Linked DNA regions of Mus musculus: region 2 is linked to region 1. A link is a loop called in an ENCODE intact Hi-C map of the cell type or tissue named here. Cell type or tissue: left cerebral cortex. All regions are shown on one strand.

Region 1 (8,000 bases):
TATGGACTGATACTCTTTAAGGTTTCTCTCTTCCATTCAGTATTTATTATTATAATTCATGAAGGTAGACAAAGATTGGTTTGGGGAGGGACCTGGGTTTAAAAGATAGTTATGATGATTTAAATAAAAATGTGCCCTGAAAATATGCATAATAGGAAACATTATATGAAAAGAGCAAGTTATATTTAGTAAGATATGTATATATACACATAACTATATGCATGCAATAACATTGTGGGGAAAAGAGGCGATGAATTTGAAGGAAAGTAAGGTAGTATATGGAGTGGTTTGGAGGTAGGGAAGGGCGGGCTGAAATGTTGTAATTATATTATAATCCCAAAAGCAATAAAAAAGTGTCCCATAGTCATGGAGAGTTAAATGCTTATCTCCCAGTTGGTGGTTCTACTTGTGGGATTTAGGAGGTATGATCTTGTTGGATGTAGTTTGTCATCGTAAGCAGGCTTTCAAATGTCAAAGGGTCACACCATTGCTTCTCGGTTTTCTATTTTACTTTTTTAGTTCAACATGTGAGGTCCCAACTTCCTGGTTCCTACCACATATGCCACTTGTTGCCATAGTTTCTGTCTAGAATCATAGCTCAAGTAAACTTCTTCTATAAGTTGCTATGGCCATGGTATTTTATCACAGCAATAGGAAAAGATATAAGGCAATAGTCTGCCCTAATCTAGATTTTAATATATAGAAAGAATTCCTATCTCAATTCAGAGCCAAAATAAAAGGCAGCAATACATTGGCTTCTGCCTTTTGTGATTGCTTGCTCTCATTATATACTTGAGGTGACCTATAATTTCTAAGCTTCGTGCCTGCTTTTGAAACCAAGGGGAACATGTAAGTTATGTTTAATAGGGAACATATTGCAGAAGTGCATGTCATTCTTCAAATGGTCTGGTTTAACATGCTTTGCCATAATCTTGTAAAGATAAATTGAAGTGGATTAAAAAGAGAAGTTTAGATATCGAAATTGCCATAGTCCAAAAATGTTTGCTAATGATTAATAGTTTAGAGCAACCTGTGGCCATGATACCTTCAGTGTGGCCTGAAGAGTCTTATTGCAGACGTCATTGCACTTTTACCAAGAGTACTATTCATCAGCAGTACTGTGTTGACACAATCTTGAAGCAGCTGAAATCATGTGACTTAAAAACCAGCTGGATTCTAGACTCAAAATAAGAATGACAAGTCCAGAAGCTGATGTAGGTAGTTCTCAGAGAACTTACCAGAGTGTTGATATTCAACTTTTTGGAGATTAATTTATTTTATGTATATAAATACACTGTCACTGTCTTCAGACACACTAGAAGAGGGCATCAGGATCACATGACAGATGGTTATGAGCCACCATGTGGTTGCTGGAATTGAATTCAGGACCTCTGGAAGAGTCGTCCATGCTCTTAACCACTGAGTCATATCTCTAGCGCCCTGATATTCAGTTTTTAATACATTTCTACTAGTTTGTGGATTAAATGTCATAACATCTTTTATTAGAGTTGTCAGTCTGTAGGTTCAATAATTTTTAATGAGCTTTGGAACATTTTGCTTTTCATTGTAGTTTTCCTTCCTCTTTTCCTCTTTCTCTGACTTGATCTTTCCAACTCCCATTCACCCTTTCTCTATCCTTGTTCCATTTCCTTCCCTCCTTAGCCCTTCCTGGTATTGACTGGGTCCTTAATAGGAACCTAATGTCCTTCTAGATACCAGAGCTGTCAATACAGTTTGTTAACGTTAAGCCTATTATGTGTCAATGAAACAAAATAACACAATGATTTCTACTTCCGAAAGGCATGTACATTCTCTGTACATAAGAAATAATTTCCTTTTTACCAAATCTGGCCTGAGAGTTTGGGAGAATATTTAAGTCAATCCCAAATAATTTTTCTTTCTTTTACTAAAAGGGGATGATGGCTCAGTGGTTAAGAGCACTGGAAACTCTCCCAGTGAACCTGGGCTCAATTCCTAGTACCCACACAGAAGCTCACAACTCTCTATAATTGTAGTTTCAGGAGATCAAATGGCCATTTCTGCCATTCATGGACAACAGACATGTGGTGCATAGACATATATACTGGCAAAACATCTATAAAAAACATTGTTTCATTGACACAGATTTAAAGTGAACAAACTGTATCTATAGCTCTGGCATCTAGCAGGATATTAAGCTCCTATTAAGGACTCAGTCCCCAATGATTAATTTAGTTAGCATTCCTCTGAGCTCAGGATATTCAGGTGTATATAATAGTCATCAATGGCCACCAGTCTGGGCCCTGCTACAGCTTTCTTGTGTTCCAAATTTCTCCAAGGATAGGGCAATAGTTTTCTTCTAGAAACTACTATAAAAACAATATAATCAACTACTTGACTCTAATGTGCAAATTTGAATTTTTTTCAGTGATCCGGTGATACTGTGTACTTGTCTGTAGGCTTGAAGACCTGCTATGTTTTTATGAGCTAGTCAACCTGAAATCTAACAATGGGTTATAAAATGTCACTTTATGAGATGATTAGAGAGAGGGAGAGAGAGAGAGAGAGAGAGAGAGAGAGAGAGAGAGAGAGAGAGAGAGAGAGAGAGAGATAGAGAGAGAGAGAGAGCACTACAATGGAACTTAAAAATCCCACCACAACAACAGATGGTCTGTGCCATTTTGAATTGAGCCTCCCTTAGGAGCAAACCCTTGTAGACGCTATTAAAGTTTCTGCTTGTGTGAGAAAATGCTGTTTCAATATTGATGGCTATATCTGTATGACCTCTATCGAAAACAAAGTCAGCAAGGTTTCCCCCTTGACTCAGGAAGAGTGAAGCACTGAGGCAGGGAGTCTCAAGCCACCCAGCACCACATGCATCTTTGAGAACCGATTAAAATGACAGCAGGGTAACAAAGCTGCACCACTCAATACAAGATTCGCCTCAAGGAATAAAAATAAAACAGGCACATTACTCCTCAAAGACACATATTTTATTTAGTCGTTAAGCATAGAGTGTTGGAATTTTTTGAAGAACTGTTGCTATTTAATAGAGGTGAAAGTTTTAATGTGAATACTGCCTGTGCGAGCTAGTGTGAGCAAAGTTGGCGTGACACATTCTGCTCAAATTAGACTTCTAAATAACTTGTAACAGCTGCAGTGCTTAGAAATCGGTCGGGCTTAAACGATGATGTCATGTGCTTATATAAGTAAAATAGGTGTGTTTATCAGATGAGATGCCTATGAATACTCTGTTATCTGGACAAGACAGTGAGCGGGTATTTTCATCCAGAGGCTGTAAATGTGCCTCTCCTCTGAATCAAAGTTTTTCAGCTCCTAAATGTTTAGCCTCATGCATTCTTTTAAAACACATAGGCCCATTTAGATAGCAGAGATAGGACACACAATATTATTTCATGCTAGTGTGAGAAATTAGCAAACAAAATTGTGAATCTGTATTTGCTTGTTGTGCTCAGTCTTCATTAAAATTCTTGCTGCATAAATGACTTTCTCCTCAGTCCACAGTGAAAATTGCTTAAAACGTCATCCAGAAAACAGCTGAGTTTATAGGACCACATGTTATTTTCTAGAGGCATATGAGCAGCTAAGCTAGCATATAAAATATAATTTTAAGAGCAATTGGAATTAATTAAATTAATTGAATACTTTTCTATTGGTAAACATGCGTCAGAGATGAATTCCAAGGACTCGTTTATAATAAAATTTAAGACAAAAAGCCATACAATTGAGCACAAAGAATTATTATTAAACTAACGTGACTAATGATTGAAGAAAGCAATATTATTTGGAGAAAGGAAATGAAGGAAAATTAAAATTAAGAGTGTGAAGCTTGAAGATTCTTCCCAGTGGCTAGAGTCCTGAACACATGGATAAGTAGATCTGGATTCTCTTTACACTCAGACAGATAGAAAGATGGTAGCAATACCACAAACTTGTTATGATATTGTCCTGTAAAAGATCAGGTTAATTATACAAGTATTACTCATTTATGTGAAAAGAGCCTACACATGCTCTCATGAAAGGAAAGCTCTTAAGAAAGGAATTCATTTTTATTCTAAAGCTCAGGATGCGGCTTGTAAAATGTCCTCCTCCAAAGCCTTAGCTAAGGAGGCGAACCTTCCGTTCAGAACAGCACCCTTCCACGGAAGCTCATCTCCCTTTCTGCAGAACTCGTCTGTCTCTAAAATGGGAGACGCTGGTGCTAACATACTTCCTTTACAGAATCATCAGCGCCTCTCATTTTAGCTATTAAGTATTTAAAGGCAAGTCATTTGAGAGTGAGTCTATCTCTTCTAATCCCATGTAGATTAAATGAAATTCATGTTCTCAAAATGGCTTGTCATCGTAGAAGAGGAAGGAAGACGCGTCTAAGAGGACACTTGGAGGAAGATTTACTTCCAAAAGAAGGCATGGCGATACAATATGGTAAGAGAAAAGGGGAAAAAAACCTGTTTGCTGTGTCCCCTCGGCTGGAGCGTCTCCTGTTTGGAGATATTTCACAAAATGATTTCACAGGCAAATGGTTTAATGCATGGCCAGCCAATTTAGCCTTTATTTTAAATATATTCTTTATGCATATAGATATTTTGAGATTGTGCCTTCTGGAATGATTACTGAAACCACATTGAAAAGTCATTATGCAGAAACATGGGTGTACGAATAGTTCATAGCTCGGGGGAACTATAAATAGAACTGAGTGAATCTTGTTAAAGAGTTCATGTCCTGGTTATTTAAAAGAATGATTTTGGTGGCATTGATTAGCTCTAACACTTCTAATTTGCATCTCACTAAAATAAACTACAAAAACAATCACACTCTTTTTTTTGGGGGGGGAGCTATTGATGAAAATACACCAAATTAGGAAATGAAGAAGAGCCTGGACCTAGAAAAGACATCTTTTTTTTTTTGGTCTATCATGTCAGTGTGCTTTAACGCTAAGAAAATGCAAAACAAACACCTGTGTGAAGTGCACATATTCTATAGGCCTATGTAATGGGAAAGCATCTTACGAGCATCCAGAAATTTCATTGCTGACTTGTTGGAACAAAGTGTATATGATGCTGTTCATTACTCTAATATTACATGACAATACAGATTAAAGGTGGTTATAGTACAACACTAGTTGCTACCAAAGAAACAGAAGAATATGGCTTTAAAACAATTTTTTCTGTATATCCATGAGTTTAATGAAATAAAACAGCATACTAGTTTTGTTAAAATTATAACATCTTTCTTGTAATAAATAGAATCTTTGAAGTGAATAGTGATGTGCCCATGTTATTAACACTTTCTTCTGAGGCTACTTAAGTGATTAGGAATGTCCTCATTGCCACATATTTAAGCAGCTAACTACCTACTAAGCTTAATCGTAGAGCTGGCTATAGGGGTTCCTACCCTGTCACCCCAGTACTTAAGAGGGCGAAGCAAGAAGAACACTATGAATTCAAGGCCAGCTTGAGATTATAGAGCCTGTCACAAGACACAATAAACAAACAAGTTAATTAGCTTTAGGAGAAATGAACAATATTGCCATTACTTACACTAACTGGAATTAAGACACATTTGGAAGACTCAATGCCTACTTGTACACGTTCATGTACATAAACGCATATGCTACTTATGAGGTCAAAAGCAAACATCAGTTACAAAATCATATTGTAATCACTGTATGAGGCTGAAGTTGAAAACCATCACACACATTTAAAATGAGTTGTTCAAAGTCAAGAGGCTTGTTATTTTTAAGTAGCTTCATTTATTGCATAAAACTATGAAGGATATTCATTGAGACCAGGACCAAAATTTTTCCATTAACACAATTGACATAATTAAAGTCTGCATCTATTAAGACTTTGCATTAAGTAGCAGAGTTATCATGAGGGATGTACATTGGATGCTAAGTTTAAATTCCCATGTACAATACATTCCCTCATGCATTCCCCCCCCCCAGAAAAGGAATTACAGATAATTCCATTCTAAATGCATACAGAAAAGCAGCTAATGTTCTCATACAGCATGTGAGCTTGGAATCTTCACATAGTTCTTTCCCTGAACATATTGAAACAAGCTCTCTCACCTCCATCTCTTATGCTACTTACTAATATGGACAGATAACTGCAATCAGTTAGCAGTTTTATCCCTGAATATTAGTTATTCTTACTTCATGAAAATGGTGTAGTGTAATAAGTTCCAGGATTCTTTTACCTTGAATTAAACATTATACAGTGTATACATGCATCACAACTTTTCTGTGCACACACCCACCAAATGTGTACAATTTTATGCTGCCATGAATCATTTAAAATTACTAAATTTTTAAAAGAAAGGAATCAAAGAAGCTTGTGCCATGCTATTCAAATAGGTCCTGTGAAGCATTATGCTGAGGTATGTGATGAGAAAATTAAGCCCATGAACAGCAGGAAAGATGTTTGTGCAACATATGCCAATGAAGTAGTCATTTGCCATCACTTAAATGAACCCAAAAGATAGTATTTTGGGCTTTTATACAAGAAGGAGGATTTGACTGGAAATTTTGAAATCTTTTAAAACTATAGGAAATCACTATGAATACATTTCACATTAAACTGCTAAGAGTTTAATTTAGATCCATCCTATTCATTTTCATTGATGGGTGTTAATCACTCGGCTTTTATTCTATGAATAAAAGCAAGAGTAGTTTGTCTTAAAGGACATGATGAACCTGAACTCCTGTGGGGAAACAAAGTGATCCAAAGACAATGTTAAGCTCAAATGATACACTTGAGCGAGATCTTACTTCTCCCATTTATCAACAAATTATTCAATACATCATCAAATGGTTACAGCCCACCACATTTTAAAAACCAAAGGGTTTGCTGTATTTACTTTTCCGTTGAGGACATGCTGTTTAGGATAGAACCAGCAACACAAGTGGCTGTGTAAGGTCCAGTAAAACTCTATTATGGGTAATATTTGGCCCTCAGTGAAGTTCCTGAACTAAAAGAGATCAACTAGAGTTTAAATCTATTGTTTTAATGACCAAAGGAAGAGAACAGTTAATAGTGGTCAGCCTATGCTAGACGGCTCTGGGGGACTTAGTGGTTTTATTTCTTGGTGATGCAAGTCTGAAGCCAGTATGTCAAGTAGGGATGTGAGGATGCACTTCCAAACTTCAAAGAACTCTTTGATCTAACATATCCCAAACATCTTGTTCAGGGTACTGCAAAGGACTTCGATTAACATTCAGGGACCCAGTCACAATTTATGCAGATTGCTTGAGCCTCACTATTCCTGATGTATTTGTAAGAATGAATGGGTCTAAACACATTGCCTATAACTCAGCCAGACTACTGCCATATAGCTCACATGAACTGAGTCATCACAATATTATGTCAGGACTTTAGGACATGAACACTTAGGACACATAGGCAAATAGCTGGAATAAAATAATGAAGAAAATAAAGCCAATGAATAAGTCATGACTGAAGAACAATATTTTAGTTGTAAACCATTTCTATTCCATTTAGCTGTGAGCATCTCATAAGAAGAGGTTTGTTCTGTAACCACCACCTTCAGGTAAAAAGCAGTGACTCTAAGTGAGGAGACAGCTAAGATGGCAGAAATTCTTCTGTCTTTTTCTTCTACCCTCCTCACAGCAAATATACTAGTAGACCATAAAAGCAAGGATCTTTGGAGCATTTGGCTTTTGAGAACTAGGAGCCCATTATAAATGGAAACCAGGGTAGACCTTACTAAAATTCTATATCTTCAAGAATCTATACATTATCAAATGCAAGGACTTCTATATATGAACCTGAGGACAGCCTCATCAAGATCTCATTTGAGCCTAGAAAAGCAATGAAGAATTCCTAACTTGCCCCCATCCTCTGCCCTGTCACTCTGTTCCAAACTCATGCAGTTAAATATAAGAGACTACAAGGGAAACCAGAGAGCAACTACAATGGCAACAACACGAACAACAGTGGTTTACTATGACCAGGACCATATCTGGAAACACAAACACT
Region 2 (8,000 bases), 110 kb before region 1:
ACATTCCCAAGTACAACAGTAAGATGGCAAGGTGATAGGAGGGCAGATCAGAAGGAAATGGCTTTGTCTATGGACCCTGAAGGAGTTTCAGTGAAACTCGAAGAATAAACAGACGATACAAACTGTCCCTGTCAACATTAAAGGGCCCAGGCATTAAAACCAACATAGGTTTTGGGGTTGGGATTATGGACTTCCTAAAAGAAAATTAATTGTTTTCTGTATCTGAAATGACTGTTAATTCACCACTGCATATGCTATTCGTATCTCACAATATAACACTCGCAGGCAGTAGTTTTACTATGTATCTATAAACTTCAGTTTTCAGTTTAAAATCTCAGATGTTTCCATTTGCATTTAGCTAAAAATTGGCAAGAAGATTGTCATCTCTGATCCAACTTTTTTAATGGAAAACTAATTTTGATTTATGGGGTGGCAAAAATATAAACATTTTAGATAAATCTTTTGCCAATTTCTAGATTAAAAAAACAGTTTTAACTGTTAACTTTGGCCTTTTGAAGGATTATTTTTAACTGAACATGTCAATGTTTTTACCCTACACTGCTTTTTCTTTGTCAGTTCACACAGTAGTACCTTGCTCTGTTTCACAGTCCATGACTCGCTTCTGAGACCCATTCCCAGCAGCAATGTTACAGTCTGAACCCCAGGTCTCCACACCATCAGCCTGTGCTCAGGCAAAAGTAGGCTCATTCCTAGGTCTTTATAGAAAATGTAGACATGCTTTTAAAATAAACATGATAATCATTTTTGTTTTTAATAAAATCCAATAAGGACACGTATGCCTGCGGCTTCAGGATCTCATCAGTGAGCCTTGTTTGTCTCGGGGACCTTAGTAATAGAAGGAAACAGCCTCTTTAGGGGCTACCAGCACTATCCAAGATCAGAACATCCAAGTTTGCTAAGCCCCCAAAGCAAAACTAAATTGGTTCCAACAGAACCTCTGACTTATAACCTTCTTTTCCTACACAATTCAGTTTTATGGAATAAACAGACAATAATGAAGATAACCCTGCATCTTTAAGCAAACTGACCCTTCTGCTTTTATCTCTCATAGCACATAACACTGTGGTCTTTCCCTTAAAGCATTCCCAAACTTTATATTGTAGTCTCACTTAATTATTAGCTCTTATCTTAAAGATGTATTAATATTTTAATGAGTAATAACTGATAACAGTTGACCTATTTTAGAGGCCAGTTCAGTAAGAATATGTTAATAATTCTGCTCACTGCAGAAAAGTATTGATTATTTTGAAGAATAATTTAAATTGAATTAGAATTCACATGAAATATAATGGTTAATCTTTTTCTCAAGTTCCATTAACTTATGGTTTTATATATTTCACTCTTTCAATTGTATGCTATATTCCTCAGATATAATTTTAAGATTCAGAAATGTTTTATGTATTGACATATGTAGACATATACAAGTCCTTCTCTGGCTATTTTGGAATGTAAAATACATTATTATTAATCATAATCTGCTTCCAGTATAATAGAAGACATATAATGATTTTACCACTTTATACTTGTTTAAAATTATATAGACATGTAAATGTGTTTAGATGCTATATATGTATGTATGTATGTGCATATACACTATGCTACATATATTATACATGTGCATAACTATGTATTTATATTATATATGTATATATAATTTTTTAACAAATTAGAAATAGAATATCACTTCATTTTTTAAACTAGTATTAAAACTCAAGTACACAACTCTCTGCCGGCATCATAGACAGAAATACTATACATAGTACAAAGTTTAACAAATTTAAGTATACATTTTAACCTTTTTTTAACAAATGTATTGTCTTGTGATCACCATAAAATTCAGGCTGTAAGTCACCTCTGCCAATCCAGTCTCTTTGTACCCATCATAATCAGTTTCTTACATCCTGCATCATTAGTTTTGTCCTGTTCTTGGGTATTGTTTGCTGCATATTCTAAGCTGTTGTCTTTATACACCAAAACTGTATGGTCCTCAACATAAAGGAATGAATTGTCCAAGAGAAGATAGGGTTTGAAAATTAAACAGAATGACTCCGCAAGCATATAGACGCAGTACATATTAGGCTTTGCATCAGCAGGCTGGAAAGAAATGAGGATGGACAGTACTGTGTAGGTGAGTTTCTCTGAAGTCTCTCTTGTTTCTTTCAGTGTACACACCCTAGTTGTGATCATTAAGGTGAATGGTGTAGATGTGACCAAACAGTGCAAAGACACTGTGTCCTATGTTTTATGCTACACCCCTCAGACACACTGAGAATTATCTCATGCTTACATCTATCTTGGCGTTTCTTTCTAATCTTCCTATTTCATTCATAATTCCACTATGTAGTAAGGCTGTTTGCACGTTAGGCAAAACAGCTTTGGCCATCCAGACTGGGCTGCAGTGGCATGTTACTGACCCGCCCAGATGCCTGGGCATCGCTTAGAAGTGGGTGTGGGAGGGATTGAGCAGGACAGCATGGTTATATGCATTTGCATAATCACCATGACTTCAATACTCAGCAGCAACCCTCACACCGTAGTTATTCCATAAAGATCTGTTGGATAAGTGCAGTACTGACTCATCTGTAAACTGGATCTGAGGCGCAATGTGCACTGCTTAGGTAACAATATGTCGAACACCAGCAAGGTGGCCGACACACAGTAGGTGAACACAGCTACGACATTTATTGCCACAATCACTAGAGTAGTTTGCAAATTAGAAGTCTAAATTAATTATCCAGATGATCCAAAATGGCACTTTTTCACTTGTCTCATTCTCTGTTTTTCTTGGACTCAGGGAACTGAGTTAATTGAATGGCTGCATATATAATACTCCACAGCCGCACTTCCTACTTCTCAATTACTGAGTGATTGACAAACATATCCTTTAAAGCCTTTTTTTTCCAGTTTCACAGATTTTAATGAAATCTCTAAGTCAGCTTGTTCTTCTGCCTGTAGCCATCTCCATAGATTTTTGTAAAACCAAATTTCTTGATGAATCACAAGGAGGAAAGAGGAGAGGAGGGAAGCATGAAAGGAGGAAGGAGGAAAGAGGAGAGGAGGGAAGCATGAAAGGAGGAAGGAGGAAAGAGGAGAGGAGGGAAGCATGAAAGGAGGAAGGAGGGAAGAGGAGAGGAGGGAAGCATGAAAGGAGGAAGGAGGGAAGAGGAAGCATGAAAGGAGGAAGGAGGGAAGAGGAAGCATGAAAGGAGGAAGGAGGGAAGAGGAAGCATGAAAGGAGGAAGGAGGGAAGAGGAAGCATGAAAGGAGGAAGGAGGGAAGAGGAGAGGAGGGAAGCATGAAAGGAGGAAGGAGGGAAGAGGAGAGGAGGGAAGCATGAAAGGAGGAAGGAGGGAAGAGGAAGCATGAAAGGAGGAAGGAGGGAAGAGGAAGTATGAAAGGAGGAAGGAGGGAAGAGGAAGCATGAAAGGAGGAAGGAGGGAAGAGGAAGCATGAAAGGAGGAAGGAGGGAAGAGGAAGCATGAAAGGAGGAAGGAGGGAAGAGGAAGCATGAAAGGAGGAAGGAGGGAAGAGGAAGCATGAAAGGAGGAAGGAGGGAAGAGGAAGCATGAAAGGAGGAAAGAAGAGAGGAAGGATGAAGGAAGACATAGAGGGAGAAGGAGCAGGGGCTGACTCTATAATTCCATTCTATCTTTGCATGGGGAATTCATAACCATGTGGGCTGACTACTTTGAAGACAGATCATTAGAGATGCTCTACTTCTACCCTTTAGCTGCTCGGATAGGAAATTAGTGGACTCAAGCAAGACTGTGCTCCTCTCTCCATCACAATATGACCTGCTCTTATTAACTGTTTCCCCAATCAAAGTCTTCTTTGCCATCTGCATTTGGAATGAAGTTTACATTCTCTAGCTCCTACTTAGCTTGAACTTTCTTACAATGTAATTTCTGCCATTCATACCAGTGTCATTTTTGTAGTACTTGGATGTTATTTGTACATCTATTTCAAGAGAAAGAAAAAAACTGTATTGGTATGAAACATATCCTCACAAGCATTCAAATATGAGTCAGAGAAAAATTAAAAAATAAGGAGAAGGGAGATGAACATTAAACACTATTTCTTTCATTTCTATTCCCTGTCATCTTTCAGAAAATTTTTCTATATGACAAGCTGATCTCCCCTTTCTATTTAAACTTTGACTAAATTATTGGTTACTTAACTATTATGCCACAGTGGCCTAGATACTGCTGCTTCCCCAGGTTGTACTGCGTTCTCTCAGGTAAGCTCTATGAAGTATTCCTTGGATCTTGCCCTGGGTTACTATCTCAGAAAGATGACATAGTCGGCATTGCACCAATAACCACAAATAACAAGTTTCATTAGGAAAAATTATATTATGGTGAAAGGAGACCCTGGACTTTAAAGGTGAGAACTGAAAAATATAGTAGCTACGCTGACATAGCAAAAGGAATTAGAATGAAATTGCTAATTTGGGATTCAGAGAAAGACACATTTCAATGGACCACAATTTGCATTTTTTGATACTAACCAGTTTTGGAAAAGTGTGAGTTACAGAAGTGTATGTGGGTAGTGTGGTATGCTGTGACACAGATGAAGAAGTCACATAACAACTCCCAGAAGTTAGCTTTCTTCTTCCAAAGTATGGGTCCCAAGGATGGAACTTGAGTTCTCAGGCTTGGCTACAGATGCCTTTCTTCACTGAACCACAAGTATGGCCCATAAATATTACTTTTTGATTAAACATTCTAACTGAAAAGTGAGACATGTACCAGATAAATAAGCAAGCACATAGCTGCACAGTAGACAGCAACAGCAGAAACTCTGAATGTCACTCATTCATTTCCATCCTTTCCCTGCTGCTGGGCTTCCTTCCTGCCCTCTAAAGCTGTATCACAAATGCTTGAGATACTATTATAATTTCAAAATGATGCTTCTGAAGCAGGCTGATTCCCACAAGCCCTATAAGGAAACCTATACATTTTTCACTTCGCTAGGGCCTCATTTCACAGTCCTACTCTAAAAATCATCCAAAATTGAACATATTGGAGGCAATCAGCCAAAAAATCAAGACTCCGCCATGATAAGCAAGAAGAGCCAAGAAGAGTGACTGGATGCCACGTGCAGAGCTGTGAAAACCCAGCCTATCTTGACAGAAAATAGATTTACTGTATAGCATGCACTGTAAATGGCAGCATGTGGAGCGAGCAATCACAGAAGCTAAGAGACTCTGTGACATGTCATATCTTAAGCTCTGTGAGCTGAGATGCAGATCAACTTTTTGGTTACTTTTATGCCACAAACCAGCTTCTGGGTATGCGGTTCTGGTTCAACGGATTAGAGAATACATTTTTCAACTTGGTCTGTTATTCTATGACTCAGAGCAAATGGTTTGGGTGCAGTGAAGTTGTTGAGCTAGTTTCTATCTACTTCTTTTCTAGATGTGGTGATATGATCTATCCAGGGACAGGGTGCACTTGCCCCCCTCCCCAGAAAACAGCATAAAATTGTGTGCTAGTTTTGTATTACATGGCAGATATTTGAACCATGCAGATTGTTGTCATTGTGACTTTGAGTTATTTCTAAAACTCAAGGGAAATATTTCTTTTTTATTTTTTATTAGATATTTTCTTTATTTACATTTCAAATGTTATCCCCTTTCCTAATTTCCCCCTCAAAAATCCCTTATCACCCCCCAATACCCCTGCTCCCCAACCCACCCACTTCCATTCCCAGTCCTGGAATTCCCCTATACTGGGGCATAGAACCTTCACAGGACAAAGGGCCTCTCCTCCCATCGATAACTGACTAGGCCATCCTCTTCTACATATACAGCTAGAGCCATGAGTCCCACCATGTGTTTTCTTTGATTGGTGGTTTAGTCACAAGGAGCTCTGGGGGTACTGGTTAGTTCATACTGTTGTTCCTCCTATGGGGCTTCAGTCCCCTTCAACTCCATGGGTCCTTTCTCTAGCTCCTTCATTGGGGACCTTGTGCTCCATCCAATGGATGATTGTGAGCATCCACTTCTGTATTTGCCGGGCACTGACAAAGGCCCCCGGGAGACAGCTATATCAGGCTCCTGTCAGCAGGCTCTTGTTGGCATCTGCCATAGTGTCTGGGTTTGGTGGTTGTTTATGGGAAGGATCCACAAGTGGGGCAGTCTCTGGATGGTTGTTCCTTCAGTATCTGCTACGAACTTTGTCTCTTTAACTCCTTCCATGGGTATTTTGTTCTGCCTTCTAAAAAGGATTCTGAGCTTCTGGGCTAATATCCACTTACCAGTGAGTGCATATCATGTGTTTTCTTCTGTGACGTGGTTGGGAAATATTTCTAGGGAGAAAAAATTGCTTTAGAATACCTAGAAAGCTGGTATGGAAACGTTGTTAAGTTGTCAATCATTCCAGGCCATTAGTGTTTTAGGGAGTATAACGCACAAAAGTTTACATATTCTTTAGAGTTATTTGAGTTTCTTCTACTATAGATATGTAGTGCAAGACAGAGGGACACTGATATTCCGAAATGATGAGGACTTTTGAAGTCAGTCGCCACTTCTTACTTCTTCAATGAAAGGTATTATTTAATAGCATTTTCTATTTGTGAATGTATTGTGAAGTATTTTATATCACTACTGCACGGCTGGGTAGTTGCTGTGGGTTGGTTCCATTAGTGTACATTTCTAAATATCTCAAATGTATTATAATGAATATTACATGATATATCAAACATTGAACATCAAATATTTTATTTTATACAGCACTTCACATGTACTGTACTAGTAAATTTTATATTATATCACAGATACATAGCATTTATCATGGTATTAGTAAATAATATATTTATACTTTTAACCCTATGATTTCATATTCATAGTTTCATAAAATCAGAAGGCCTGGACCATCAACTAAGTTGATGATTTTGTGAAAGTGTGTTTTCTAATGTGTGTTATTAGGAACTGAACCCAGAGCCTTGTGCATGCTAAGCACACTGAGCCCTTTGTCTCTAAAAACAATGTTTCAATTTAATATTTAACATCAAAGCTGCAAGGTGTGTGTATTTCATGCCCAGTGGAACGCTTTAACCAGTGGAAGTTATAAATGCCTCACACAAAAACATGCCACGTGTCACGATATGAGCAAACAAAGTGTGAGAGTCTTTGTTACATATTTGTTTTAGTTATAAGCAGAAACCCTGCAAGCACAATTTTATCTTCACTGTGTAGCAGCCTTTGAGAAAAATCGTGTTTACTGTGAACGATGATTGTAGTTCCAATGGTAGTTTTCTCTTAGTACCTTAGAAACACCATACATTTAGCCAGATACTACACACTCTAAGTTCAATTGGCAATGCTTTCATCAATTTTTTTCTTCATGAACTTTGAATTTTAAATAAATCTTAAATTAGCTGTGATTCACTAGACATACTGAGCAATGTTCTACCCTAACAGAAAAATATATAATTACAAAATATGATCAGTTTTTTCAATATAATTCTGAAATAATGTAGGAAAAAAAACAGATTGGTCTTCATTTTATCTGAGAAAATATTTTTCTAGAAACCAAGAGTTTGGGAAGGGGATCCTACCAAGAATTGGTTCCTGGGGAAAATAGCTTTTATAGTGTTTTTATTAAGATGAAAAGAAACCAAAGTGACCAAGTCATAACTAAATAACTAATAAATAACAACTAAATAACCACATCATGACTTATCAGCTCAGGTCAGGCCCAGAGCCACAGATAATAAAGAACTGGTCTTGATTTCATCAAAAGATAGAACTTTGATCCTCTGAAAGAAGCTTTCAAATATTTGTCTTGAAGGAGACTCAGGATGGCACATGCTCTGCAGAACATAGCCAAACGATGGACATCTATTTCGTTAGTTCCTATGTTGGTTCATTTGAAAAGAAGACCTCTTTCTGTCCTGGAGTGATTTGGCGCTCTATTTCCAACTCCTCTTTTTAATGATGTGCAAAGTTTATTTGCCTCAAATAGGTATTTAGAATT

What was found. Peaks named below come from ENCODE experiments on the same cell type or tissue, not always from the same donor. Only the 100,000 strongest peaks of a DNase experiment are listed, where the experiment ranks them.
Region 2: it touches region 1 in a loop (2.3-fold over the local background); 2 of 42 quality-filtered maps call a loop at or near these places.

What each region holds. Positions count from the first base shown.
Region 1 is chr1:56,126,285-56,134,284 of GRCm38, reverse strand. No RefSeq gene overlaps it. Among named protein-coding and RNA genes, the nearest start is that of 1700003I22Rik, 110 kb to the right of the region's middle. In left cerebral cortex, no CTCF peak of the experiment used is centred here; DNase peaks (open chromatin) are centred at 3,131 and 4,300; H3K4me3 peaks cover 553 bases; H3K27ac peaks cover 1,970 bases.
Region 2 is chr1:56,237,047-56,245,046 of GRCm38, reverse strand. No RefSeq gene overlaps it. Among named protein-coding and RNA genes, the nearest start is that of 1700003I22Rik, 220 kb to the right of the region's middle. In left cerebral cortex, no CTCF peak of the experiment used is centred here; DNase peaks (open chromatin) are centred at 159, 727, 2,531 and 4,645; H3K27ac peaks cover 1,462 bases.